2 separate regions of the Homo sapiens genome follow, and region 2 is linked to region 1. A link is an interaction called in ENCODE POLR2A ChIA-PET data of the cell type or tissue named here. Cell type or tissue: PC-3. All regions are shown on one strand. Links, peaks and the distances in the headings refer to the core of each region. The heading gives the core; the rest is flanking DNA. Region 1 overlaps ARID4B (AT-rich interaction domain 4B). Region 2 overlaps ARID4B (AT-rich interaction domain 4B).

What was found. ChIA-PET counts read pairs that join two places held together with the same protein. Peaks named below come from ENCODE experiments on the same cell type or tissue, not always from the same donor. Only the 100,000 strongest peaks of a DNase experiment are listed, where the experiment ranks them.
Region 2: POLR2A ChIA-PET joins it to region 1 with 23 read pairs; 5 of 35 experiments call an interaction of 5 or more read pairs at or near these places.

The regions. Positions count from the first base shown.
Region 1 is chr1:235,292,074-235,300,815 of GRCh38, forward strand. All of the region lies in intron 2 of ARID4B (AT-rich interaction domain 4B), which reads right to left. It also overlaps the pseudogene RPL23AP23. Among named protein-coding and RNA genes, the nearest start is that of ARID4B, 32 kb to the right of the region's middle. In PC-3, for the core only: no CTCF peak of the experiment used is centred there; a DNase peak (open chromatin) is centred at 4,078; H3K27ac peaks cover 895 bases.
Region 2 is chr1:235,222,313-235,231,054 of GRCh38, forward strand. It overlaps ARID4B (AT-rich interaction domain 4B), which reads right to left. Exons shown (of 24, transcript NM_016374.6): 11 at 6,919-7,073; 12 at 2,391-2,463; 13 at 854-948. Among named protein-coding and RNA genes, the nearest start is that of MIR4753, 37 kb to the left of the region's middle. In PC-3, for the core only: no CTCF peak of the experiment used is centred there; no DNase peak of the experiment used is centred there.

The DNA of each region.
Region 1 (8,742 bases), core at 317-8,316:
TTAAACTAGGATATTTGGACTTTAATAATACAGATACAACTTATAATGTAAGTTGTTTGCTTCTTCATTTCGTTACATATTATATTTCATATGATTTTGCAATCATCCTGATTGTCCCCAAGAGTCTGCCTTTGTGAAGAATTGTGCCTACAGAAACTTTGCATCCTCAATATTCTGGGGACAGTTCCAGTTTCAAATATTCAATTCCAATGTTACTGATTTACAAATTAATAAAGGCTCTTAGAAATTCCAAGTTTTGGCTGGGTGCAGTGGCTCACGCCTGTAATCCCAGCACTTTGGGAGGCCAAGGCAGGTGGATCATTTGAGGTCAGGTGTTCAAGAACAGCCTGTCCAACATGGTGAAACCCCATCTCTACTAAAAATACAACAAAAGTAGCCAGTTGTGGTGGCTCATGCCTGTAATCCCAGCTACTTGGGAGGCTGAGGCAGGAGGAACGCTTGAACCCGGGAGGCAGAGGCTGCAGTGAGTTGAGATCATGCCACTGCACTCCAGCCTGAGGGACAGGGTGAGACTGTGTCTCAAAAAAAAAAAAAAAAATTCCAAATTTTCCATCTACAGTGATAGGAAAAGGAACCCCTAAAAAATCTTTTTTTCAATCACATGACCAAATTAAAGGTTGGGTAAGGTAAAACTCATCCAGAATATGCATAAAACTTGAACTTTAACTTTTTTGATTACTAACAAGATAAATTTATAGATCTACTTTTATGTAACAGTAACAGAACAGGTACAACATGGACCCCAAAGTCTCTGCTGAGCAGAAAACTGGAAATGACTAGAAATATACTGACAGAAGAGAAAAGCTAAAGTAGAACTACATAGTCAAGAAGAAAGCTCCGAGGGAAGGTTGTGGATTCAAATGAATACGTAGATAGCTCTTCTAAGACTCCACAATACATTCCTCATTCCTGTAGAGCCAGACTACTCCTTCCCAAAACCTACAGGGCAGCAAATCTAAGATCCACAAAAACCAGAGCTCCTATTTTATTAACTGCTCCCCTTGTGCCAAGCATTATGCTTTAGTAATCTCATTTCATCTCAGCAACACTATGACATAGGTGCTGCTATCCTCAGTACCGAAGCGCAGTAACTAAAGATCAACATCACACAAACGTCAAAGTTAAGGCCAAAAAAATATATGCTACTAGAGGATTTCCACTTTTCCTCTCTTATTTTTTACTATATTTTAAATACTGATCATTAACACAAACTTCTACAAGTAAAAAAATTTTATATAATGAAGTAGTACATGCTCATTTTAAAAACCAAACATTGTAACTTCACAAAGTAGACATTAAACATTTTCTATACTGTCACCAGCTAGAGACCATCACTATTAACTTGTTACAGGTCTTTCCAGACCTTTTCTTAAAAGCATTAACAGCTGATGTGCCAAGTCAGTACAATTATCTACTTATACTATACATATGTAAATATGAGGTAAAATGTCTACCTATAGATAGTATAAATTGTAAGCAAAAGCAAATTGTTGCTCAAACCTAGGTTAAGTCAAGTTTGGATTTAACTATATAGAATATTCTAAAAAGCACATAAACCAAAAAAAAAAAATGATGAAAGAGAAGGTGGAAAGATGAAAGCAGGAAAGGGCCAAATACAGTCTAGCAACTCAATTCAGCAATACAGCCAGTTTGTCACTACCTACCTACTTAAGAGCTGATTCTAACATCTATTTCCATGGTAACTAGGCATTAAGCAAAAAATATATATATACCAGACTTTTAGGAAAAGATTCCTTTCTCCTCCACCAGAAAAATGCCTAGTTTGGCAAATTTAAGCAATGTAATCTGGAAGTCTGACTTTATGTCAGAAATTTCAGTATATTAGACTGTAAAACATCTTAAAATAGTTATTAAGTAATTGGAGGGGGTGGACTACAAGGAGTAAAACTGATCATCTACAAATATCATAATCTTAGTTTCTAAAATTAGAGTTCCAGTTGCCTTCTATTGACATACAATATGTCCAAAACCCAGTAAAATATTTAAAATTATAAAACGCAATATATAAACAAGAACTATTTACTGACATCTAGTACCACCTGGCCACCTGGAAAATTGACACTGGACTTTCAAATCTGAACCTTTAAAAATTAATGTAAGCATAAATTAAATTTTAAGTAAAAACATACAGTAAAATAATACCTCTTTCGTTACTGATAGGATATGGGCAGAATAATGATATGCAAACCAGCAGCATTTTTTTTTTTTTTTTTTTGAGACAGAGTCTTACTCTGTCACCCAGGCTGGAGTGCAGAGGTGTGATCTCGGCTCACTGCAACCTCCGCCTCCCGGGTTCAAGCAATTCTCCCGCTTGAACCCAGGGGTTCAAGCAATTCTCCCGCTTGAACCCAGGGGTTCAAGCAATTCTCCCGCTTGAACCCAGGGGTTCAAGCAATTCTCCCGCTTGAACCCAGGGGTTCAAGCAATTCTCCCGCTTGAACCCAGGGGTTCAAGCAATTCTCCCGCTTGAACCCAGGGGTTCAAGCAATTCTCCCGCTTGAACCCAGGGGTTCAAGCCTCCTGAGCAGCTGGGATTACAGGCGCTTGCTACCACACCCGGCTGATTTTTTGTATTTTTAGTAGAGACGGGGTTTCACCATGTTGGCCAGGCTGGTCTTGAACTCCTGACCTCAAGTTATCCGCCCGCCTCAGCCTCCCAAATTGCTGGGGTTACAGGCGCAAGCCACCGTGCCCAGCCATATCTTTTTAAAAATATGCTCAACATTTTGAAACCATGTAAATATTTTACATCAAAAAAATTGAAAAGGAAAAAACAGCACTCCTTAGAAACCAAAACCAAACTGAAGTAAATGTTCTATTTTCAACTGCTGACATAAATACACAGAGAATTATTATTTCAAGTATCTTAAATATTAATATTTATTTAAAATATTATTTTTTATTAAAATTTATAAAATTTTATTTTCATTTAAAAAGTATTCTGAGCTTACATCCCTACTGGAATACAGCCTAAGGATGTAAATAGACAGACAAAGGAATCTCAAACTACATTATGGTATTGTTATCTCAAAGCTAATATGTGTTATATGTATAATATAATGTTAATGTTGTTAGGAACCAACATTTTTAGCATAAGATAAAAAATGATATAGGCCGGGCATAGTGGCTCACGCCTGTAATCCCACCACTTTGGGAGGCTAAGGCAGGTAGATCACTTGAGGTCCAGAGTTCGAGACCGGCCTGGCCAACATGGCAAAACCTGGTCTCTAATAATAATACAAAAATTAGCCAGGCATGGTGGCACGTGCCTGTAATCCCAGCTACTTGGGATGCTAAGGCAGGAGAATTGCTTGAACCTGGGAGGCAGAGGTTGTAGTGAGCCGAGATCATGCCACTGCACTCTAGCCTGCGGGGGGACAAAGCAAGACTCCATCTCAATTTAAAAAAAAAAAAGGCCAGGCACGGAGGCTCACGCCTGTAATCCCAGCACTTTGGGAGGCCAAGGCAGGCGGATCCGGAGGTCAGGAGTTCGAGATCAGCCTGGCCAATATAGTGAAACCCTGACTCTACTAAAAATACAAAAATTAGCCAGGCATGGTGGAGGGTGCCTATAATCCCAGCTACTCGGGAGGCTGAGGCAGGGGAATCGCTTGAACCTGGGAGGTGGAGGTTGCGGTGAGCCAAGATCACGCCACTGCACTCCAGCCTGGACAACAGAGCGAGACTACGTCCCAAAAAAAAAAAAAGACACAACTATAAAAGAAGTTACATGGCTGTACTCATCAAGAAGGCATCACAGGCAAAGAGGGAAGCCCCTGCTCTCCCAACGTCAAAGCCAAACCAAAGGCTCTAAAGGCCAAAACAGCAGTGCTGAAAGGTATCCGTATCCACAGCCACACAAAAAAGAGAAGATCTTCACGTCACCCACCTAAGGACAGCCCAAAACACTGCTGCTGTTCTGGAGGCAGCCCAAATATCCTTGGAAGACTGGTCCAGTCCAGGAGAAACCAGCTTGACCACTATGCTATCAAGTTTCCCCTGACCACTGAGTCAGCCATGAAAAGAACAGAAAGTCAACAACATTCTTGTGTTCACTGTGGATGTCAAGGCCAACAAATACCAGATCAAACAGGCTAAGAAAAAGCTCTGTGGCACTGACATGGCCAATATCAACACCCTGATCAGGCCTGATGGAAAGAAGGCCCATGTTCTACCGGTTCCTGACTATGATGACGTTGCCAACAAAATTGGGATCATCTAAAGTGAGCCCAGCTGGCTAACACTAAATAGACATATTTTTCACCATAAAATAAATAAATAAATCATAAAATAAGTTAAACAAAACCTCTGTAATTTTTCATGAAAACTGGAAATATCAGTATGAATTGAAAATTTATTCTTCTCTTTTTTTTTGAGACAGGGTCTCACTCTATCACCCAGGCTAGGGTGCAGTGGCACAATCTCAACTCACTGCAGCCTTGACCTCCAGGCTCGGGTGATCTTCCCAAGTAGTTGGGACTATAGGCACACACCACCATGCCTGGCTAATTTTTTTGAGCTTTTTGTAGAGACAGGGTTTTGCCATGTTGCCCAGGCTAGTCTCGAACTCCTGGGCTCAAGTGATCCGCCCACCTCAGCCTCCCAGAGTGCTTAGGTTACAGGAGTGAGCCACCTCACCCAGCCATAATTTACTCTAATTAAAAAAAAAAAAAAGGAGGAAGGAAGGAAGGAAGGAAGGAAGGAAGGAAGGAAGGAAGGAAGGGAGGAAGGAGGGAGGGAAGGAAGGGAGAGAGTACTTCCTGTATCTAAATACTAAAAAACCATAGAAGTCATGACCAACCCAGCAGCAATGAGCACCCTTAACACCCTGATTGTGATCTCTAAAAACCATTTCCCACTTGAGAAAACCAGGGCTACTTGTTCTTTTCTTTTTATATATATATTTGATGTCATTAATGTCTCAGCAACCAGGGTTCCTTAAAGAAATAGCTGATTCCAGATGCGGAGCAGGAAATGTACAAAGTGAACCTGATATCCCTTGTGCCAGAAAGAGAGTAAGTTATTGAAAACCGATGGGACAATATTCAAAAGAACACAGGAACCCATCTGAAGGGGTTCCAACTGGCCAAAGATGAGACAATTGAAACATGAAAAACAGCAACTACAATGGATTAAAACACATCACATACATAAAAATCCCTAACACTAAAAATAATAAAAGAAAGAAGAAAAATTTACTGGTCGTTTTAGTGGGTTCCTAGGACACCAACTCATTATTATAAAAACTGGCAAAACGAGGTGGGAGAGGAATTAAATTTTTATAGCCTCCACTTCTAGATTTTAAAGACAGTAAATACATGAAATAAAAGTTTTCTTTACAAAAGAATTTCAACTAATAAATGTAGGAGTGATATAATTCCAAAATCACCGTTTTGCAATCCTTATATAATGGATCTAGTCAACAATCCTCAGATGCTGCGAAAACCTTTGTGTGAAAGTTGATAAGAACTTTATAAAGGATAGATCAAGCCAACATAATCTAAAACCACTGACCAATCCCAGCAATACTGAAAGTGAACCAACCTCATGATGGTAACTAATAGAAAGAATACAGCACCTCTTATAAACAATGCTCACCAAAAAAAAATACCCTCTAGAACGAATGTTCAGTTTACAGGAAATTACAGGGGTTAAACCAAACCACAAAGATGTAATCAGCCAAACAGAATGTGGGAAATTCTACAGGTTAAATAACAGTTTCTTCATCAAATAAAGGGCATGAAAAGGGTGGAGATTTAAGAGACCATTTAGAACCGTATCTTCCAACTGCAATATGAAGACTTTATTTGGGTCCTAATGTAAACGAACAAATTGCAAAGACATTTTAGAGACAGGCTAATCTGAACATGTTCTTGCTACCAGATGCCATTAAGGAATTAATGTTAATGTTATTCATTGTGACAATGGTATGACAGTTGTACTATGAAAGGAAAGTTCAAGTGTGTCAGAGATACATACCGAAATACATATGGGTGAAATGATATCTGGAATTTGCTTTAAAATGCTACATGGTGAGGGAGAAAGGAGAGAAGAGGGGCAGCAGAGTGAAACAGATAATACCAAGATGGCAAAATATTGGCAACTGGTGATGCTAGGCCATGAATATGTAAAACATCAGTGAACTTTATTTTTGTATGTTGTAAATTTCCATAAAGTTTTAAAGCTGTATCACCAGCATGTTTGTTACCATGAAGTGTATTCGTCTCTAATCATTTATTTTTACTAGTCTCCAGAATTAACACCACTAATTTTCCAAAAATTAGAAAATGTTATGTTTCAACTTATATATTTAGTCTAAAAATCAATTACCGTATTACATTATATATATCCATATATATGAATATAACGTATATTTATATATATCCATATATATGAATATAACGTATATTTATATATATCCATATATATGAATACAATGTATATTTATATATATCCATATATATGAATATAATGTATATTTATATATATCCATATATATGAAAATGACTATCTGCATTATAAAGTCACTGTGCCTATCCACAGTTAAATATTTGTTTAGCAGAATTGTATTTACATATAGCGTTTCATTCTACTTCAATTTTATTTGAGATCTTCATTTTACTTAATTAGAACTCCATATCTCTTTCATCAACACCTAATCACAGTTAATACTACAATCAGAACAATTTAAGTTATAACTCAAGGGGCACAGAGATGGGGAACCAAACCATACTGTTAATGTTTGCCATAAAAGCTGGCTTCAATCCATGCACAGAGGCATTTCATTCATTAAAAACTGCAGTCTCAGCCCAGCACAGTGGCATTTCATTCATTAAAAACTGCAGTCTCAGCCCAGCACAGTGGCATACACCTGTAATCCTCCTGTAAAGCTACTCGGGAGGCAGAGGCAAGAGGATGGCTTGAACCCAGGAGTTCCAAGCCAGCCTAGACAACAAAGTGAGATGCCACGTCAAAAAAAAAGCAGTCTTACTGTAAGTCTCTCATTATACTTTCTAGAGCCACCTTAAAGTGTGACCCTAATACAAGTTCATGTACATAAGAAGCTTTTTGGTGTTTTCCTAAGGGATAAACTGTGGTTTGGTTTTGTTTTTTATTGAGACAGAGTCTTGCCCTGTCACCCAGGCTGGAGTGCAATGGCGTGATCTTGGCTCACTGCAACCTCCGCCTCCAGGGTTCAAACGATTCTCCTGCCTCAGCCGCCCGAGTAGCTGGGATTACAGGAGCCCACCACCACGCCCAGCTATTTTTTGTATTTTTAGTAGAGACGGGGTTTCTTGAACTCCTGACCTTGTTATCCACCCACCTCTGCCTCCCATAGTACTCAGATTAAAGGCGTGAGCCACTGTGCCTGGCCTAAACTGTGTTTTTGAAATTATCTGAAGGTTTAATACCTGAAGAAATAATAAACGCTCAGAGTTCAGCCTAGTCAAAAATTAACACCAGCCTCTAATACATCAGAGAGTTATTTACTCATAGAAACAAATGCTTCTTGCCTATCAGTGTTTAATGGTATCATTTGAGATCTGAATCCTGGCACTGGTTTTTAAAAGCGGAGCAGTTCTCTGGAAAAGAACTCTGGATTATGAGTTAGGAGATCCAAGTTAGGGGGTTGGTCTATGCCAGAGTTTGAACTCATAATTCTTGTTCATTGGTGGTTAGCTGCTTGAAGCAGTAGTACTATCTTGCAAAGGATTCTAAAGCTTCATTTAGGAGCAACCAATTTTTAAACGTATGATGCAAAAAATATAGAACTAAAAAAGAGTGTAGCTTCCTGGGTATCTTTTTATTGTCACAGAAGTAATTTAAGTATTTAGTCCTGTTCTTAAATATCCAAATGGGTTCCTGAAACACTGTCCCTCTACCCACATGTTACTCTACCCTCGCTCCCCCATAAAAGAAACCCAGAAAAACTACTGGTGGGGAGAGGTACTTCCATTTGCTTTTTCATTCTATCCAGCAACCAATAAGCGGTGTGACTGTCAGAAAAACAGGCTCTGGGCCAGGCACAGTGGCTCATACCTGTAATCCCAGCACTTTGGGAGGCTGAGGCGGGCAAACCGCTTGAGGTCAGGAGTCCGAGAACACCCTGGCCAACATGGCAAAACCCCATCTCTACCAAAAAATACAAAATTTAGCCAGGTGGGGTGGCGGGTGCCTGCAATCCCAGCTACTTGGGAGGCTGAGGCACAAGAATCACTTGAACCCAGGAGGTGGAGGTTGTAGTGAGCCGAGATCATGCCACTGCACTCCAGCCTGGGCGACAGAATGAGACTCCGTCTCATAAAAAAAAAAAAAAGAAAAACAGACTCTGGAGGTCAAAATTGAGTTCAACTCTATGCTCTATAACTTTCTCTGGTCCCCATTTTCCCTATCTGTAAACAGGGAAAATTAAAGTATTCTCATAGTGCTATCATGAAGATTAAATGAGATATCTGTGCTTAGAAGACAACATAACACATACAAAGCAGTACTCAATAAACTTCATCATTTTTAATTATTATTATTATTACTATATTTAGCTTATTCTACATTAAAGATGCCTTGCAAGGAGAAAAAAGGAACTACAAGAATACTTTTTTTTTTATTTTTTGTGAGACAGAGTCTCGCTCTGTAGCCAGGCTGAAGTGCAGTGGCACGATCTCAGCTCACTGCAACCTCCACCTCCCAGGTTCAAGCGAT
Region 2 (8,742 bases), core at 568-8,567, 70 kb before region 1:
GATTTATTATTTCGCATAAAATATACAGGCTAATAAATGCAGTTCTGCAGAAATTTGTAAAGTATTTTATTCCATAGAATATTCTCAATTGGATAAGTATCGTACATCACGTCAACCTTAAAATAATTTCTTCAGATCAGTTCAACAAACATTTCCTGCTTTAATCCCTTTATATTCTGAAAGGGATTAAGAATATACAGAATATTAAGACAGATCCCTGCTCTTAAGGAGCATACTGTCTAATGAAAAAGAGACACAGGAAGGATTTCCACCAATATGGCTGTGCTGTGACTCAGATAAAAAAAGAAGGTTTATGAAAGATTGACCAATTTAACAGTAATCAGAAAGCTGATATGAAAAAAAATCTTTTTTTTTTTTTTTTTGAGACAGAGTCTCATTCTGTCACGCAGGCTGGAATGCAGTCCAGCGGTGCAATCTTGGTTCACTGTAATCTCTGTCTCCTGGGTTCAAGCGATTCTCGTGCCTCAGCCTGCCATGTAGCTGGGATTACAAGCGTGCGTCACCACGTCTGGCTGATTTTTGTATTCTTTGTAGAGATGGGGTTTTGCTATGTTGGCCAGGCTGTTCTTGAACTCCTGGCCTAAAGTGATCTACCCGCCTCAGCCTCCCAAAGTGTTGGGGTTGCAGGCATGAGCCACCATGCCTGGCCTAAAAAATCTTTAAAATTTAAATTTTGTCTGAGGAGGCTAGCTGTACTTTCCACTTTATCTTCTTCTTAGGTTTTTACTGAAAAACTTTGTTTTGTTGTTTAGAAAAACAATTTCAGAGATGGCAGATACCTGAGAAAACATGTTACATGAAAAAGATGTTTCAGTTTGACTACAACACTCACATTATCAAATCCTCCAAGTTTGTGTACAAGTCTGAATAACTTAAAGAGATTCAAATTTCGATATCCAAGTACAGGTCGTTTGTTAATAGGTGTACCTGTTACAGAAAACACAAACTATATTAGATCCACACTACATTTTTAATTTAAAATTTCAAAAGATTCAAATAATACAAGTATTTATAGTATTTTATATATATATACACGTATATATATATATACACGTATATATATGTGTGTGTATATATACATATATATGTATATATATATATGAGAAATTATCTTGTTAATCAAAGACATGGTATCTACACATAAATAAGCCCATGGCCACTTTAAAATTTTTTAAATTTTAAAAACCATAACCAGATTCTTGAAACCTTTTATTTTCATTCTACTTTCTTCCCTCTGCTGAGGGAAGAAATACTAGATAACTGCTTCCCAATAAGAGTTACTTTTATGGCATTTTCTTTGTATTTTACCAATTTACTACTACTCTAAATAATGATTCTATAGTAAAGCTACATTTTTTTTTTTTTTTCATTCTAACACAAGAAAACGCAAGGCAAGGATGCTAAATCAAACAAACCATGAGAAAGTGGTAGAGGAGGTAACAGGGTAGGGGTACAATGCCTCATATGGCCATTTCTACAAAATATATGACTGGCTTAATCATATTTTTTCATTCTTTTCTAGTATTAGATTTTATTCATTTTCTTTGCTTTTTCATTTATCTTATACAAGAGCCTATGAAACAGCATACTTCTTAGGCCAACCCTCCATTCATGTAAAGAAATAATACAAGAATCAAAGACATTTTATATTGAAAAAGAAAATATACTTATATTGTGTTAGGCGTTGTTATCATTTATGAAAACTAAACATGACAAACAGAGTCAGTTTCTACTCATCAGCATTACAATCAGGGATTTAGAAAACGTTCAATTCCCAGAGTATTGTGGTGTTTCCAAACACTAATCATTCATTTTGCCCTTCCCTTCCAGCTAGAAAGCCTCTCCTTACTCCCTTACAAGCATCTTCCCAGAAAAGAAGAAAGTAGACTCTGACCAAGAAGATAAGCTAGAGAATAACAGTGTTGAGGTTACGGAAGGATTAGTTCATTACCCTAAGTTATTCTTCTTCCTTCAATCCTTCCGTGGCCTTAGCAGCTTCTGGCAGATTAAATAAGCTGAGCCAAGGCTCACTTTTGAGACTTTGTCACACTTCTTTATCTATTTCTGGCTTAATTCCCATTTTGCTACTGTTCTTTAGGGACCCATGGATAGGTAAAGGGATTGGCAGGACAGGGTAATAAGTGCATTTATGTGTCCATAGCCACAATATCTGTCAAAATGCTATCAAATTCCTCATTCTACTTGTTACGTGACAGGCGCTATGCTAGGTGCTGGTGATATCAGAGTCAAAAAGACAGCCATAATTACTGATGACATAAAGTTCAGTAAACAAAATTCTATTCTTATTTTTAAGATACTAATTATCTGTCCAAAACTTACCACGTTAATGATAAATAAAAAATACTCACCTCTATCTTCCATAAATTTGTACAATTGCTGAAGAAAGTTCTCCCTTTCTTCTGGAAATGGTTCTATTTCTTCCTAATTTTAATCACAGAAGAATATTATTTTCTTCAATTAAGCATTTTAATAAAACAAGCAGATTTCTTACCAATAGCAAAGACTAGTGTTCATTAAAATACTTCAAAGGCTTTTTACGTAATCAAAGTTACTCTTTTAACACTAAGCTGTTCAAAACCAGGTAAGTCTAGACATTTTATGTTTTATAGAGGAATATGCCTTAAAAAGTATCCCAATAGTTAGAATCCCCACAGTAAAAATTCCCATATGAGAAAAGGGACTAGCAAGACTGTTCGTGGTTTTGTTTTGTTTTGTTTTGTTTTTTTTACCATATGAGAGAGCTATTTTTCAAATCAGGATCACAGGTTCAAGAATACCTACTCTCAACTTATGCGAAACTGGATCAGAGTTAAACATCAAAACTAATTCTATTATTGCTCCTCAAGGTACTATAAAAGTATGGGTCCCATTAGCTGACTGCAAGTATCCTTCATTTTATGCAGCCCCACTGTATATACTTCAAGCTTACATAATCAGTAAAGTGGGGAACAAATTTGATCTACAATACCTGAAGATTCAGACTTAGGGAAATCTTCAAGTAATAAAATAGTTCCCCAATTTATCAATTACAAGGGAAGGACTAGCTTCTTGCTGCTGTGGCCAAGGGCTGTGGCAGCAGGGAGCTGGTCCTGAAGCAACCTGCAAGGAGCAGGGTAGTAGGTTAAGATTGAGGAACTCACCAATTCAATGACTTTCATCCATTCAACAAACACTTGAGCACCTGTAAGTGTAGGTACTATGCCAGGTGCTGAATCAAATAAAAGAAAAAATAGGCTATGGAGCCTACTGTTACAGAACATGATTAGGAGTAACTGCAGAGAAAATGATTCCAAATATACAGCTAGGCTTTACAGTTACTCTGGCTTAAATATACAGATTTGTAACAGTAAAAGTTAGGATATTCAACTGGTAATCTAAATAAATAAAAACATAGCATTTTTCAATTTGGAAAATCATGTGCCTAATGCCACTGCTTTAGCGAGATTGTCTTTTTAATTTAAAAGCTAGTACAACAAAGAAAGGTAATTTTTTTTTTAAAGCCTATGTTGATCAACTATTAGGTTTTCTAATTGGGCAGAGAAAAATAAATGACAACCATTAATTTGCTAATGATGAATCTGTATTTCTCAATTTAAACACACTCCATACATTCAGGTTTTGGTAAGGTGATCAAATACAAATCTAAGGACATCTATTTTCTAGATGTTATCTTAAATGTTCCCATGGTACAATATTTAACTTTAATAAACAGCACAATTTTTCCTATTCCAAAAACATTTAAGGTAAGCTTTTAACTCAAGAAAATGTTTACACTACACTACAGATTTGCTTTTACAAAAACACTTGTGAAAACACTAAGCACCAAAAGGTTTGGTAGCTATTTATCATCTGTTATATTTTACACACTATGACAGACACTTTAAGTATGAATACGAGTAAGACAGCATTCCTAACTTTAAGGAACTTACAAATTCGTGGGGAAGAAAAAATAGACAATAAATATAAATGACAAAAATATGTATAAGGAGCAGTAGTAATTCTTTTTTTGTTTTGTCTTGTTTTTGAGACAGAGTCTTGCTCTGTCGCCCAGGCTGGAGTGCAGTGGTGTCATCTCGGCTCACTGCAACCTCCGCTTCCTGGGTTCAAGCAATCCTGCTGCCTCAGCCTCCCTAGTAGCTGGGATAACAGGCACCTGCCACCACGCCCAGCTAATTTTTTTTTTTTTAGATGGAGTCTGGCTCTGTCACCCAGGCTGGAGTGCAGTGGCGTGATCTCGGCTCACTGCAAGCTCCGCCTCCCGGGTTGACACCATTCTCCTGCCTCAGCCTCCTGAGTAGCTGGGACTACAGGCGTCCACCACCATGCCCGGCTAATTTTTTGGTGTTTTTAGTAGAGACAGGGTTTCACCATGTTAGCCAGGATGGTCTCGATCTCCTGACCTCAGGTGATCTGCCTGCCTTGGCCTCCCAAAGTGCTGGGATTACAGGCGTGAGCCACCGCGCCCAGCCACACCCAGCTAATTTTTGTATTTTTAGTACAGACGGGGTTTCACCATGTTGGCCAGACTGGTCTCAAACTCCTGACCTCAGGTGATCCGCTAGCGTCAGCTTCCCAAAGTGCTGGGATTACAGGCATGACCCACCGTGCCTGCCAGGAGCAGTAGTAGTTTAGACTAGCAAATGAACTGGTGCTTTCCTGAGGTGAGGGAGGTGATGGTTCACAGGTTTCTCTTTAGAGAGATGGCACCTAAGTAGGGTTCTGAAAATTGAACAGGAATGTACCATGCTGACTAAGGAAGGAGGGGAGGAAAAGGTGGTGCCTACAGAGGTACTAGCATATGCAAAGGTGAGTAGCAGCAACATATGTAATTTGACATTGCTATAGCATAAAGTTCAAGGGGGAGGACACAGAAAGGGAAATGATGAGAAAAAATTGAGGCAGGAATTGGACTATAAAGGAGATTCTATATGAAAGCTTAACTTTTACAGTGACAAAAAGCTACTCAGGAGGTTTTTAGCAGCAAGGGAATGATTGCTGATTTTAGCAATTTAAATAGAAAGCAGTCAGGGAGAAGACTGAAGCAGGGAAATTTCTACATTATACATTGTCATTACAGATCACTACACCCTAAAATATAACCTCCAAAACAATCTCATTTCATTAATACTTTACTACAGTTAAAAGGCAGAATTTCATAACTTACCTAAAGTATTACATACTGACCAATTAATTTACTAAACACATTAAATACATTTCATTTCATGGTCAAATATAGCAGCCTTCACTATCTGCACCACTCATTAACTTTTACGAGGCTGTTCAGCAAACCATTAAAGAGTACCTTGTCACTGCCAGATCTAAAGCTCCAGGTAAAATAAAATCCAAAATTTGAGCTCTTTGAGCCATATTTTATGGCTTATTTATGATCTAATCAGAACTATCTACCCATTTGTCTTAGATAAAATGATTCAAGATTCTCTGAATCAAAGAGATATTGATCTTTACTTTTCTGCTATTTTTTTTTTTTTTTTTTTTGAGACGGGGTCTCCTACTGTCACCCGGGCTGGAGAACAATGGCGCAATCTCAGCTCACTGCAAGCTCCGCCTCCCGGGTTCAAGCAATTCTACTGCCTCAGCCTCCCGAGTAGCTGGGATTACAGGTGTCCACCACCACACCTGGCTAATTATTTTGTATTTTTAGTAAGAGACGGGGTTTCACCATGTTAGCCAAGCTGGCCTCGAACTCCTGATCTCATGATCTGCCCGCCTCGGCCTCACAGAGTGCTAGGATTAGTCATCCCAGCATGAGCCACAGTACCCGGCCTGATTTTTCTTTTAAATATTAAATGAAAGATGTATTTTATACTTTTCTGGGTTAATCAATAAAATATGGAGATGTAAGCATTTCATGAGGTGACAGCTGTCAACATGGTAATGAAAAGCATTTTAAAGAATTAGGTAGGTAGGTTCTTTTTTTTTTTTTTTTTTTTTTTTTAATAAGACAGGGTCTCACTCTGTCACCCAGGATGTAGGGCAGTGGTAAATTCACGGCTCATTGCAACCTCCACCTCCAGGGCTCAGGCCGTCCTCCCAACACAGCCTCCTCAGTAGCTGGGGCTACTGAGTGCACTGGGGCTGGAGTGCACTGACATGCCCTGCTAATTATTTTTATTTTTATTTTTGTTGAGATGGGGTTTCACCATGTTGCCCAGTCTGGTCTCAAACTCCTGAGTTCAAGTTAGCCACCTGCCTTGCCCTCCCAAAGTGCTACGATTATGGTCGTGAGTCACCGTGCCTGGCCTAGATGGTAAGTTTTTTTGTTTTTGTTCTCGTTTTTTTTTTTTTTTTGAGACAGAGTCTCGCTCTGTCGCCCAGGCTGGAGTGCAGTGGCGCGATCTTGGCTCACTGCAAGCTCCGTCTCTCGGTTTCATGCCATTCTCCTGCCTCAGCCTACCGAGTAGCTGGGACTACAGGTGCCCACCACCACCCCCGGCTAATTTTTTGTATTTTTAGTAAAGACGGGGTTTCGCTGTGTTAGCCAGGATGGTCTCGATCTCCTGACCTCGTGATCCGCCTGCCTTGGCCTCCCAAAGTGCTGGGATTACAGGCCTGAGCCACTGCGCCCAGCCTGGTGGATACTTTCTTAATCATCTCATTAAAAAAAGCATAGGAAGACTAAGACATGTTTTTGAGGTTATTAGGAAAATCAGGCTTAATATTTTCTATTTCACAAGATCATATATCTAAAGTAACCAAGTAAACTATCTGATTATGAGGATCTCAAATACAAGATTATGAAATATTTCTCATACTAAAAATACTTATATGAGTAATGACTTAATGCCAAATCCTAACCCACAAGGGAAACCCAACTGTTATTTATAATTTTAAAAGGTATCAACTGTTTTCACTTACTTCTTCTTCACTGCTATTATCCTCCTTTTCTTTTTCATCATCTTCCTCCTCCTCTTCTTCCTCTGCTTCACTGCTAGAGCTATCTTCTTTCAATTCAGTCTTCCAGTTAGCAGGAATAGTTCTACTTTTGTGAAATTCAAGTGCCTGTTCAAAGGCTGGAAACAGACCACAAGGTACATGAACTGAAGAAATTAAGACAATTGTTTTCTCAAAAAGTATTAAACACGATAAAGAAATAAAAACTACTGTGCTAATACCACTGACATTTATTGTTTGCTATGTACCAGAAACTGTGTTAAGTGCTTTTAAATGTAGCAATATATTTAATCCTATCCATCCTATGCATTAGGTAGTCATTTTATAGATGGCAAAACTGCCACCATTGGAAGATTACTTAAGTTTAAATAAATAAAAGAACAGCAGTTTTATTCTTTTAAACAAAGATTAAGCTTCACTAGTAAAAACCTTTAATACAGGAAATCATGTAATATCTTATGCAACAAACAATTATCAAACAGTATTAATACCAGGCACAGAGCCATTAAAATAAATATACAATACCTGAAAACTGACCACACATGATTTTTACATTTTCAGTTGAACTTCAATTAAAACTATGGTAACAATTACCTTCAACTAAAATTAGCTAGACACAATTATTCTCATTTTATAATATATGGGAATAAATTATATACCAAAAAATCTTGATGATTTTAACCAATCTACATAGCATATTACTGAATTCAAGGAATAAGGGCAAAGAGAAGACAACTATTTACAGTGCCAAAAATCAAGTGACAGATGCAATTACCACATATTCCTCAAATAAAACTACTGGAGCCTTGTGGTTAAGGATGTACATTCATTAGTGAGAAATACCAAACCAAAATTACTTTGATTCCTCAGTCAGGCGTGATGGCTTATGCCTGTAATCCCAGCACTTAGGAGGCCAAGGCGGGTGGACTGCCTGAGCTCAGGAGTTTGATACCAGCCTGGTCAATGGTGAAACTCTGTCTCTACTAAAAACACAAAAATTAGCCGGGCATAGTGGTGGGCCCCTATAGTCCCAGCTACTTGGGAGACTGAGGCAGGACAATCGCTTGAACCCGGGAGGTGGAGGGTGCACCGAGATTGTACCACTGCACTGCAACCTGGGCGACAGAGCAAGACTCCATCTCAAAAAAACAAAACAAAACAAAACAAAACAAAACAAAAAAAACAACAACACAAAGTTACTTTGATTCCTTTCTTCTACCATTCCCAGAAACTAATATTTTATTTACCAGGCAAAAGCTAGATTATAGTAACAGCTGACTACACAGTTCTCTCCCATTATTCTAGATTATTATGCCTGACTATAAGCTAAAAAAAAAAAAAAAAAAAAAACCAGAAAAAAAAAGGAAACCTATGGTTGGGCGCAGTGGCTCACACCTGTAATCCTAGCACTTCGGGAGGCTGAGGCAGGTGGACTGCCTGAGCTCAGGAGTTCGAGACCGGCCTGGGCAACACGGTGAAACCCCAGCTCTATTAAAATAACAAAAAATTAGCCGGGCATGGCGGCGTGTGCCTGTAGTCCCAGTTACTCGGGAGGCTGAGGCAAGAGAATTGCTTGAACCCAGGAGGCAGAGGTTGCAGTGAGCCGAGATTGCGCCACTCCACCCTGGGCGACAGAGCAAGACTCTGTCTCCAAAAAAAAAAAAGAAAAGGAAACTTATAACACAGAAGACACATGGGTTTATAAAAATAAAGGTCACAAGGAACCAAATATAACCATAAAAACATAATTTAAAGAAAAATTTTAAAGAGCAAAGAAAAATTTAATCT